Linked DNA regions of Mus musculus: all the other regions are linked to region 3. The links are chromatin loops, found by intact Hi-C in ENCODE. Cell type or tissue: heart. All regions are shown on one strand. Region 1 overlaps Map3k4 (mitogen-activated protein kinase kinase kinase 4). Region 2 overlaps Prkn (parkin RBR E3 ubiquitin protein ligase). Region 3 holds the start of Map3k4 (mitogen-activated protein kinase kinase kinase 4). Region 4 has its middle 4.2 kb from the start of Wtap.

Region 1 (2,500 bases), 52 kb after region 3:
CAGGCTAGGCCAGCTGAACGTGCCAGTGCTCAGTCTCCAGTGCCTGCCCTTCTGTAGATGCTGCCTGTGAGCTCAGTGCCTCTGGCCTGCCCACCAGGGACTGAGCATGGCTGCCGCTGTGTTACTGCTTATGGGCTAGCCTGCGGGTGTCTTTTGTGTGCACAGGGTCTCTAATTACCTGTCCATCGCCCTTTAACAGGAGCAGTACCCTTGCTGTGGTGCTGGTGTGGCACCACCTCTTTGCCTGTCTTTTAGCCCCCCCCCCACCCCCCCCACTTTCCCAGGGCTCCTCAGTGAGGTTGCATGTATTTTAGTGTAGTATATAAGATACTAACACTGCTCGACTGCCTTTGCCATATTATCACAAATACCAAGAAAGTGCTTGGTTACTGTCTTAATTAATTTCTTGCATTAGAAATTACGTAATTATGTTTAATGGCCAATAAAGTACTGTTTGTCTTTGAAGGTTAAACACTCTGCCAGTCTTTCCTGTGACACAGGAAACCCTGAAGAGGCTGTTTATTGTGGACACGGCATTGGAGACTAAGCTGCCACTTAGACTCACCAGGTGCTAGACAGGCTCACTGCTCCAGTTTACCCCTGAGGAAACTGGCTTAGAGAGGAGTAACCTCCGAGTCACTGTGTTGTGGATTGTTGGGGGAGTCTGAGCTACCAGACTTAAAAATAGACCAGTGGTTTCTAGGCCAGGCTACACATCAGCATTATCCGAAGAGCTTTAAAAATACACATACCTCTGCCCATCCCGGAGAGCAAACCTTGTGTGGAATGCAGGACCAATGGCTCGCACAGTGCAGGTATTCGCCAGCCACCCCAGGCTCCGAGGAGGGCGTGGTAATCTTCCTGCTACCATGAAGCTGCCGGGGCCAAGTCGTTTGTTCCAGTCATTGCCTGTCTGATTTCATAAGTAAAGTTACAAGAGCTCTGGTTTAATGACAGCCTCAGAAGCACACGCTTGCTCATTTGCCTAGAGGGTTTCTGTTTTAAAACAGATTTATGTGGGGGAAGCTATGCCACATGGCTTTGACAGCTGTGAGCCAGCTGAATCAGACCTGACAGTAAGATGGGAGTTGGAAGTCGCAGGGAGCGCTTGGATCCCGTGGTGACAGCAGAGCAGCCCCACTGTTGGGGACAGGCCACAGCAGCCACTGGCTGAACAGTGGCCCGTGCCTAAGGAGGAGGAGAGCCAAGTAATTAGGTCAGGGGCGCATGGACTGCATGTACCAGCACCAGGACATGAAGTCTGGCTAAGCTATGTCTGTCTTGGCTGTGCTCTGCTGCCTCCTAGAGTTAACATTTTGTCTCCCATGCTTTTAATGATAACATACCTATACGTATGCATGCATAGTACTGCCTTTTAACTTAGGGGTTAATATTTTAAATGGGAGGAGTTCCTCTGAAACTCTGCCTTGGAGGTTTCTCTTTGAACACCAGGCCTCATTCCCACCCAGGAACTGCTGTCTGTAGCTGAAGCTGACCAATAGCATAAGAGCTGTTCGCTCGGCCCCTCCCATCCGCCCGGCCCCTCCCATCCGCCTAGTGTCTGCTGTCTGCTAGGCGCCATAGGGATTTCAGTCTGTGATGGCGTCCTCTAGCAGCACAGTAGCAGATCTGAGAACCAGAGACTTATTGATAACAGGAGTTCAGGGAGTCAGTTGTTTGCTGGTGCTATTGGGGGAGCTGGAGAATCAAGGTGTTCACCATTAACTTACTGGTCAAGGTTGGTTTAGCATCGCTGTAATGCACATGCTGACCGGAGTATTGGCCGATCCTAATTAACTGGAGGTAAAGGGTCTTCTTCTCAGACCTGGTGGTTTACCAGGGAGCTCAGTGTGCAGTGGTGGATGCGACCGAGTAACCAAGCATGCATTGTGAGAAACATGCTCCCCGAGGCAGCCACAGAAAACCCCTAGAGGTGGGCATTCCGGCCTCCACCTGAAGACAGTGTCATTTGTCAGGGGTTGGCCTGTGAGGAACAGCAGGATGGTCACAGTGCAGCGTAAAGTCTTACCGGATCTTCATGGCTGGTGTGGTCAGTGTCTGTGCGGATATTGGGCTTTGGGGCTAAGTAAGAGGGCATGGTCTTCACAGGGACTAGTGCAGCACCGAGTGTCAACTAGAAGGGTCCAGCTTGGGTTAAGACAAGCTTTCAGAACCACATAGCTAATTAAGTAACCCAGAGCCAGACTTTCTGACTTTTGAGCATTGATCCCCTCCACAAACACACACACTGCCCAGTCATTGAGCTATGATATTTCTATGCTGACAAAATGAACTTGAGGGATAGTGTGCGTGGCATGCTGTAGGGTGAAGGAGATCCTTAGAAAGGTATCACAGGTGTCTTGGAAATTAGGCCGTATTAGGAAAACTCCTAGAGGAGCAAGCAGCCTGTGCCAGGGTCAGCACATGGAGATGCGCAAGGGCCAGAGGACTCTGTGTAGGAGCAGTGAGGAGAGATGAGGACACTCCGGAGGGCAGGAGC
Region 2 (2,500 bases), 280 kb after region 3:
CTCCTCCTGCACCATGCCTGCCTGGACACTGCCACACTCCTGTCTTGATGATAATGGGCTGGACCTCTGAACCTGTAAGCCAGCCCCAATTAAATGTTGTCCTTATAAGAGTTGCCTTGGTCTTAGTGTCTGTTCACAGCAGTAAATCCCTAACTAAGACGCCTCTAATACCCAGAGTATTCATTAAGGACCGTGGGACAGAGAACTCTGGACTATCCTTGGGGCTTCATTTCACCTTGGTGCCCCACTGTTGACACAGCCTACTTACCTGTGCTCTGCCTGTCCTGCTTGCCCGTGTGGACCACACCCAGTCCTTTCCTTCCATCCCTGCAGCTGACTTCATCTTTGTACTCAGCTTCTGCGGTAGGCTTGCGGTTGTTATCTTACCAATACAGCACGCTCACCACCCCACTTCAGTAACCAGAGCTCCCAGGCAGCCTCTTTAACTCCTACTCATTCTGTAAGCCATGCTGTGCATCCACATACTCAGAGATAGGTAGATTTCCTGCATGCTGGGTGATGCAAGTTCCTGTTAGGAATTAAGATTGCAATAAAACATCCTAAGACAGGCATGGTGCTACACACCTTTAATAACAGCACTCAGGAGGTAGAGGCAGGGGGATCTCTGTGAGTTAGTCTACACAGCAAGTTCAAGATAACCAGAGCTACACAGTGAGACCCTGTCATAAAACAAAACAAAACAAAAGCCAGGTGGTGCATGCCCTTAGTCCCAGCACTGGGGAGGCAGAGGCAGGAGGGTCTCTGAGTTCCTTTGAGGTCAGCCTTGTCTACAGAGTGAGTTCCAGGATAGCCAGGACTACCCAGAGAAACCATGTCTTGAAAAATAACCAACCAAACCAGCAACAATAAAACAATTAAAAGAACAAATGAGCTTATGGTATATCATCAGGGGACAAAATGCTGTTGTTAAATCCATGACACCTTGTGGAAAGACACATTCATTCTTGATTATGTTCCTGGTATAGAACGCTCCACAACAGCCTGAGATGGCTTGGTGAGCCGCTTTACACTTGGAGGTAGCTGACCCGTTAACGACGCAGCCAATGGTCAGGAACACACCCATGTAGTTGTTGCCCCCACACACCTGGTTTTAAGCAGCCTAGGAATGAAGGGATAATGATAACCAAAATCCAGTTTTTAGCTTTCAAACGTATGCCTGGTCTAAACATCAAACTAGGGAATTTGATTTCTGGTTTGTTGGAAATAAGCATTTCCCTTAAGGATTTAGCGCCCTCTGGTGGCCAGAGGGGCACTCTGCAGCCACTCTGAAGAGGAAGGCCAGGGCACAATTTTCTTCTGTGGGAATCATTTTGTGTGTGTGTGTGTCTGTGTGTCTCTGTGTGTGTATGTCTGTGTCTGTGTGTGGTGAGTAAGTATAATGTATATGTAGAGTACATATACTATGCGTGTATGTGGTGTTTGTACTATGTGTATAGAGTAAGTAGGCTGTGTGGGTGGTGTGAGGTATGTTATGTGTATTATGTGTGTGATATCAATTATTTATGTGTGTAGTATTATTAAAATCAGGCTGTGTCCTGATGTAAGCCACTACATATGGTTTGAAACACTGGATCTTTTAAATATTTATTTATTTATTTATTTATTTATTTATTTTCTGTTTTTTCCAGACAGGGTTTCTCTGTATAGCCTTGGATATCCTAGACTTTGTAGACCAGGCTGGCCTCGACCTCAGAAAGACTGGATTTTTAAGAGAGTGCCTTGCCCTGAGAGACATTTTACAAGCAGCTTTTGACACCATTTTGAGTGGAGAGTATAATTGCACTCCTGGGTGGACTCGTAGAGAACGATATCTGTCTGGTGTCACCTACGCAGCAATACTGACTTATTCCAGGTAGTAGAGAGTGTTGTAGGCTATATATTTATGAGGGTGTGTTCAGACTGCAGACGCACATGGGTCTATTACAAATGGATCAAGGAAACCAGACCCAAGAACTCACTGGACACTTCAGGCCAGGGGAAGGGTTTTCCTTCACCTGGAACCCATGGACACTGGGGCTTCTGTGACAGAGGCCCCGTACTGACCTGTCACCCGACACCCAGTGTGGACCAGCAAACGGAGGATTCCCATCATCCCTGCACTTCAGCTCCATCCCCACCACCCACTCAGCTGCCACCTGCCCAATGCTCTTCCCCCCTTAGGACCTCTGTCCAGCCACCTCCTCTTCTCTTCTGCAGCTGAACTCATCTTCACAGCTCTGATTTCAACCCTGGCTCCGCAGTGGTTGATTCTACAGCGGCAGCTTCTTCCACAGAGTGTTTATCAATACAGAATCAGTTTATACTTCAGAAAGCAAATTTCTGCTGGGGCCTTTGAAACCTTTTGTATCCATTCTGTGGCTAGCATATGTGTATAAAGATACATATCTATCTAAAAGACATGTAGGCATAGATATATTTACAGTGCGACGTGTGCTCTCAATATTAGCAGTTAAGATCGGAATGAAAGAGTCTGTGCTGA
Region 3 (2,500 bases):
AGAGAGATGGGAAACACTCTGCAGAGCTCTCAGTGAAAATGAATGGGTCTTTAAAATTATTAGGATAGACTGAGTTCATTTCCTTTGAATGCTTCGTTTTGCTTTGTTCTCTCTCCCTCCATTAGGCAACTTCTCACGGCTGCTTCCTTAGTGTCTCCCGAAGTCCTAATGCAATATGTGCACTGAATAGTTGTTGACTGACTGCATGTTGTTGAATTAATGAAAGGGATGTCAACTCAGAAATCCAGCACTGGCAGACATTATAGATAATGTAGTCTACTGTAACAACAGCAAGAGTATGCTCTTTAATTACAGAGACATTTCTGTAACACAGCTGATTTCAGAGTATCTTTATCTTGCTTAGCTCTTAAATCTTACCTTGAAATTTTTTCTTTCAGTCAGTTAAAAAAATTTGTTCAAAATTTATATCTCTACATAGCAAAGCTAAAGAATCATTTTTTTAAAAAAAATCAAACTAAGTGGAAACAAACATATTTGATTCTGAATACGATTTCTGAACTGAATCTGGATTTCAGAAGGCATGATTGCAACTCAAAGGCTGTAAAGCTGCGCAAGCTAAGAATGACTGAAAGATGCTCTGCTATTTCAATTCTTTTAATAACTTCAAATCTTTACAACTTCTTTATCCCTTTCTTTCTTCTTTAGTGTAGCAACTGTGCAAGTTTCTGAAAAAGCACTTTCTAACCTTGGGATCCTGGGTGAGGACGGCGTCCTCTGCTGCCTGATTGGTGTGTCACTCTGATGGTCTGAGTCTGCAGAAGGCCCACACTTCCATGTCAGAGCTGTGGGCGTCTGGGTGACATCATCCTTATTCCGAAAGGCAGAATCCAGTGGCGCAGAGACCTTGAGCTCCAGTTTATGAAGCATTCCTGCTCGCCCAGACAACCCTACCTCTCCAAATGTCTCCTGTGCCCTTAGCCTCAGGACCTCCCGAGGCCACCCGCGGTCACCCAGCGACACCTGATTTACCACTGGCCAGTGCGCTCCTCCCTCCCGCCTCGCCCCGCCCAGGCGGACTCAGCCGCCCGCCGAGGCGTGTCCCTCGCTGCCCGCCGTAGCCCAGCGTTCGGCCGGCCGCCGTTCCCAAGATGGCCGCTGCGCGCACGGCTCCTGCGGCGGGCTAGAGGCGGAGGCGGAGTCGAGTCACTCCCTCACCCCGCGGCTCCTGGTCTTCCCGCACCAGGCTGCAGCTGACGACCCGCCGCGGTCATGCGAAGCTTGGTGCACGGATGAGAGACGCCATCGCCGAGCCGGTGCCCCCTCCTGCCCTCGCCGACACCCCTGCAGCCGCCATGGAGGAGCTGCGGCCAGCACCGCCGCCACAGCCCGAGCCGGATCCGGAGTGCTGCCCAGCGGCGAGGTGAGTGCACGGCTGCAGCTGCAGCTCGGAGGGAGCAGGGTGGCGCGTGAAGGGGGCGTGGGGTCCTCGGCTGCGCGCCAGGTGGGCGCGGAGCATCCGGACCTCCGGTGGCGGGAGGGGCGCGGTGCAGCGCGGAGCCCGGTGCTCCGCTTCCGCGCGACCCCTGCCCGGGCTCGGAGGCCAAGCTCCCGAGCGACCCTGGCCTTTGCAGTAGTGCTCCCCGGGGCCCTGCTGCAGACAGCCCCAGCTTGCCCCGGACTGCCGCTCGGGCTCGGATCAGTGATCGGATGGAAGGAAGGTGGTCCATCTTTCTCCTTTTTCCAGGAAAAGAGAGGCGACGTGCCTCTCGGCAGTTCCTTGCTCCTTCAGCCCTTTGCAGCGCGCCTCCCAGCCTTCTGTCCCCAGGGCGAAGCTTCACGTAACTGCAGACAAGGTTCCTTGTCAGAGATCCTTTTACTGTCTTCTAGCAACAGCCTGATGCAGTGTTGCGCACGAAAATAGCTAAGGGTTTATGTGTGAAACTTTGCTACCGCAGGAAGCTCCAAGATGGAACTTTGGTACCCAGAGTATCTGTTGCATTCTGCTCCGTAGAAGCTCTTTTAACTGCTACGAAGAGTCTCAAGTTTTAATTGGGAGGGTAAACTCACGGTGTCCTGATTTTGTGTTTAAATGCCAGTCCTTTGCATCTCAGGATAAACTTTGACTGCTTCCTGTCCCCTATAGTGAAAACACTCCCACAACTCCTCCTGGCTTAAGGTCTCGCTCTATAACCTCAGGAAGAAGGCAGTTAAATAGCTTTGCTTTTTCCTGCTTGAAGAAATAGCAAATTTATAGTTGTAGCGAGACCCGAACACGGGAGCCATTCACATCCTTGCTTGTCACCACTGGGTTGCCTGAGAGGAATTTTACTTTTTCAAAGCCGTGAGAGCTACTGCATTGTGTTTCTTAATTTCAAGATAGTTCTGTGACATCTTTTGGGGCATTTTCTTTAAGGAATAGTACAGGGTGCTATTAGAAGTCTTTTTTCAGAAAGTTCATAATTTTCTTAATGTATTGAGCTGTTGAGCAATTTTTACTCCTTTAATCGTTATTTTAGAAATAATAAATGTGAGTCCTTAC
Region 4 (2,500 bases), 680 kb before region 3:
GGTGGATAAGACACACAGCAGGGATGCTGATCGCTCCTCTGTTCTGCTCTCTGACAGGCATGGGAAATGCATCTCACACCCAAATCCTGGGCTCACCCCCTTTTTGTGTGTAAGTGATGTATGTACATGGTCTTATGGATGGATGCTTATGTGTATGTAGGTGCTGTGCTCATGGAAGGCCAGAGATCAATGTCTGATATCTTCCTAAATCACTCTCCGAGGGGCTGGAGAGATGGCTCAGGGGTTAAAAGCACTGACTGTTCTTATGAAGATCCTGAGTTCAAATCCCAGCAACCACATGGTGGCTTACAACCATCTGTAATGACATCTGACACCCTCTATTGTGTGTCTGAAGACAGCTATAATATAAATAATAAATAAATCTTTAAAAAAAATCATTCTCCCAATGAGGCTAGAGTTCATCAATTTCCTAGGTCCCCATCTGTCTCTACCACTACCCCAACAGCAACAGAGTTACAGCCAGGCACTACCATCCCCGGCTTTTATGTGGATACTGGGGATCCGAACTTGGATCCTTACACTTCCAGCAGCCACTTTACCCACTGAGCCATCTCCCAACCAAGCCTCATACACATACACATATGGATCCTCCTTCCTTGGCTTCCAGAGTGAAGAGCTTACAAAGGGGCACCTTCTATGCACAGCTGTCAAACCTGCCTTTATACAGTCTGTTTAGAAATGTTGCTCCGACTGCCTCTACACACCTTCTCCATGTGTGCCTTTCGTCACCTGACCTTCTCATTGTATTTCTTACATTCAATTCCTCATTAATTTTTTTAACCCGAGGCTTGCTACTCCTCTTTTCTTCTGACCTTAGGCCTAGATTACATTTGCTTCTTAGCTTCACTGAAGACTCAGCCTCCTGCCATTTCCTTTGACTGGTACCTGACCAATTCTTCCCACCCCTGCAAGGAACCCAAGAAACCAGAACCAAATCAAGGAAGGTTGAAAAGAAGGTTCATCCCATATTTGAAACCAGCAGGCCCTTCTAAAAGCTCCCCTGTTAATGACATGCAATGTCCCCCAACTCCATTAGAAAATACACAACAATCACGGCTCTCACATCTATTACTACAAGGACCGATAGTTTGCATCCGTGTGGCCACCAGGTGGTGCTTCTTCCCAGAAAACAGTACTATACAGAGCTTTCAGCATAGTTTCTGTTGAAAAAGGTATGCCAGATGACCACAATTCCATGTGCTTGGGCTATGGAGTAGTCCTGTCCTGGTGTCTCAATAGATAACCACATCTCAGCTCACTGCTGTTGTTGGGCAACTTGCTGATTTTTCTCTGCTGTTTGGCAGGATAGAGCAGGTAGAGTAGAAATGTTACAGAAAGAATATGCCTTATCAGAGAGAAATCACCCCCACACTCATTGATTAGTTAAGGAAAAGCTCGTCAATAGCCTTTGGCTATCATACCTGGCAGCATAGGCAGAACATAATAGCCTGACCCATATAGGCCATCACAGACAAAGTGAAGTTTATTGTGGCATGACTCATATAGACCTTTGGTGCTGGCTAATCAATCATGGTATTTCCAATCATGAAATAGATAAGAAGCCTACTGTGTTTCTGTTTTGATTTGTATACCTAGGAAAATTCTCAAACGAAGGCTCCATTGGATTGAGGCAAAAGGAAATCTTGACCAATGAACCAATTTCCAGACTTGAGCCAGTTTGCAGACCCAGAACACCCAGAATGAAGGTACAGTTATATTCCCCTGAGGAAGGGCCTTGAATTATGGTTAGCTTTTCCCCAGCCCTTCCCCAGAGATAGATATACTTAGAGATTGGCAGCATTCTACATGTCTTAGTTAGGGTTTTACTGTTGTGAACAGACACCATGACCAAGGCAACTCTTTTTTTTATTAGATATTTTCTTTATTTACATTCAAAATACTATCCCAAAAGTTCCCTATACCCTCCCCCTGCCCTGCTCCCCTACCCACCCACTCCCACTTCTTGGCCCTGCCGTTCCCCTGTACTGGGGCATATAAAGTTTGCAAGTCCTAGGGGCCTCTCTTCCCAATGATGGCCGACTAGGCCATCTTCTGCTACATATGCAGCTAGAGACACAAGCTCTGGGGGTACTGGTTAGTTCATATTGTTGTTCCACCTAGAGACTACTCCACCGGGGATCCATCTCATAATCAACCACCAACCCAGCACTATTGCTTATGCCAGCAAGATTTTGCTGAAGGGACCCTGTTACAGCTGTCTCATATGAGGCTATGCCAGTGCCTAGCAAATACAGAAGTGGATGCTCACAGTCATCCATACAATGGTACACGGGGCCCCCAGGGGAGGAGCTAGAGAAAGTACCCAAGGAGCTGAAGGGGTCTGCAACCCAAGGCAACTCTTATAAGGACATCATTTAATTGGGGCTGACTTACAGGTTCAGAGGTTCAGTCCATTTTCATCAAGGCAGGAACATGGCAACAACCAGGCAGGCATGGTGCAGGAAGAGCTGAGAATTCT

The links. A loop is a pair of places that touch in the nucleus more often than their neighbours do. Peaks named below come from ENCODE experiments on the same cell type or tissue, not always from the same donor. Only the 100,000 strongest peaks of a DNase experiment are listed, where the experiment ranks them.
Region 1: it touches region 3 in a loop (2.5-fold over the local background); 13 of 42 quality-filtered maps call a loop at or near these places.
Region 2: a loop joins it to region 3, with 3 times the contacts of the local background. A loop is called at or near these places in 2 of 42 quality-filtered maps.
Region 4: it touches region 3 in a loop (2.2-fold over the local background); 3 of 42 quality-filtered maps call a loop at or near these places.

What each region holds. Positions count from the first base shown.
Region 1 is chr17:12,265,071-12,267,570 of GRCm38, reverse strand. The region is part of intron 3 of Map3k4 (mitogen-activated protein kinase kinase kinase 4); the gene reads left to right. It overlaps Gm46605 (a long non-coding RNA gene), which reads right to left. Exons shown (of 3, transcript XR_001782245.2): 2 at 753-913. Among named protein-coding and RNA genes, the nearest start is that of Gm46605, 1.6 kb to the right of the region's middle. In heart, a CTCF peak has its summit at 1,304; DNase peaks (open chromatin) are centred at 1,200 and 1,510; H3K27ac peaks cover 1,393 bases.
Region 2 is chr17:12,035,149-12,037,648 of GRCm38, reverse strand. All of the region lies in intron 10 of Prkn (parkin RBR E3 ubiquitin protein ligase), which reads right to left. Among named protein-coding and RNA genes, the nearest start is that of Gm46604, 5.0 kb to the right of the region's middle. In heart, a CTCF peak has its summit at 1,251 (motif pointing left); no DNase peak of the experiment used is centred here; H3K27me3 peaks cover 782 bases.
Region 3 is chr17:12,317,379-12,319,878 of GRCm38, reverse strand. It overlaps Map3k4 (mitogen-activated protein kinase kinase kinase 4), which reads left to right and starts at 1,219. Exons shown (of 27, transcript NM_011948.2): 1 at 1,219-1,381. The coding sequence starts at 1,251. 4732491K20Rik (RIKEN cDNA 4732491K20 gene) reads right to left here and starts at 1,026. Exons shown (of 2, transcript NR_045290.1): 1 at 707-1,026. In heart, no CTCF peak of the experiment used is centred here; a DNase peak (open chromatin) is centred at 1,058; H3K4me3 peaks cover 2,477 bases; H3K27ac peaks cover 2,163 bases.
Region 4 is chr17:12,995,207-12,997,706 of GRCm38, reverse strand. No RefSeq gene overlaps it. Among named protein-coding and RNA genes, the nearest start is that of Wtap, 4.2 kb to the right of the region's middle. In heart, a CTCF peak has its summit at 1,124 (motif pointing right); no DNase peak of the experiment used is centred here.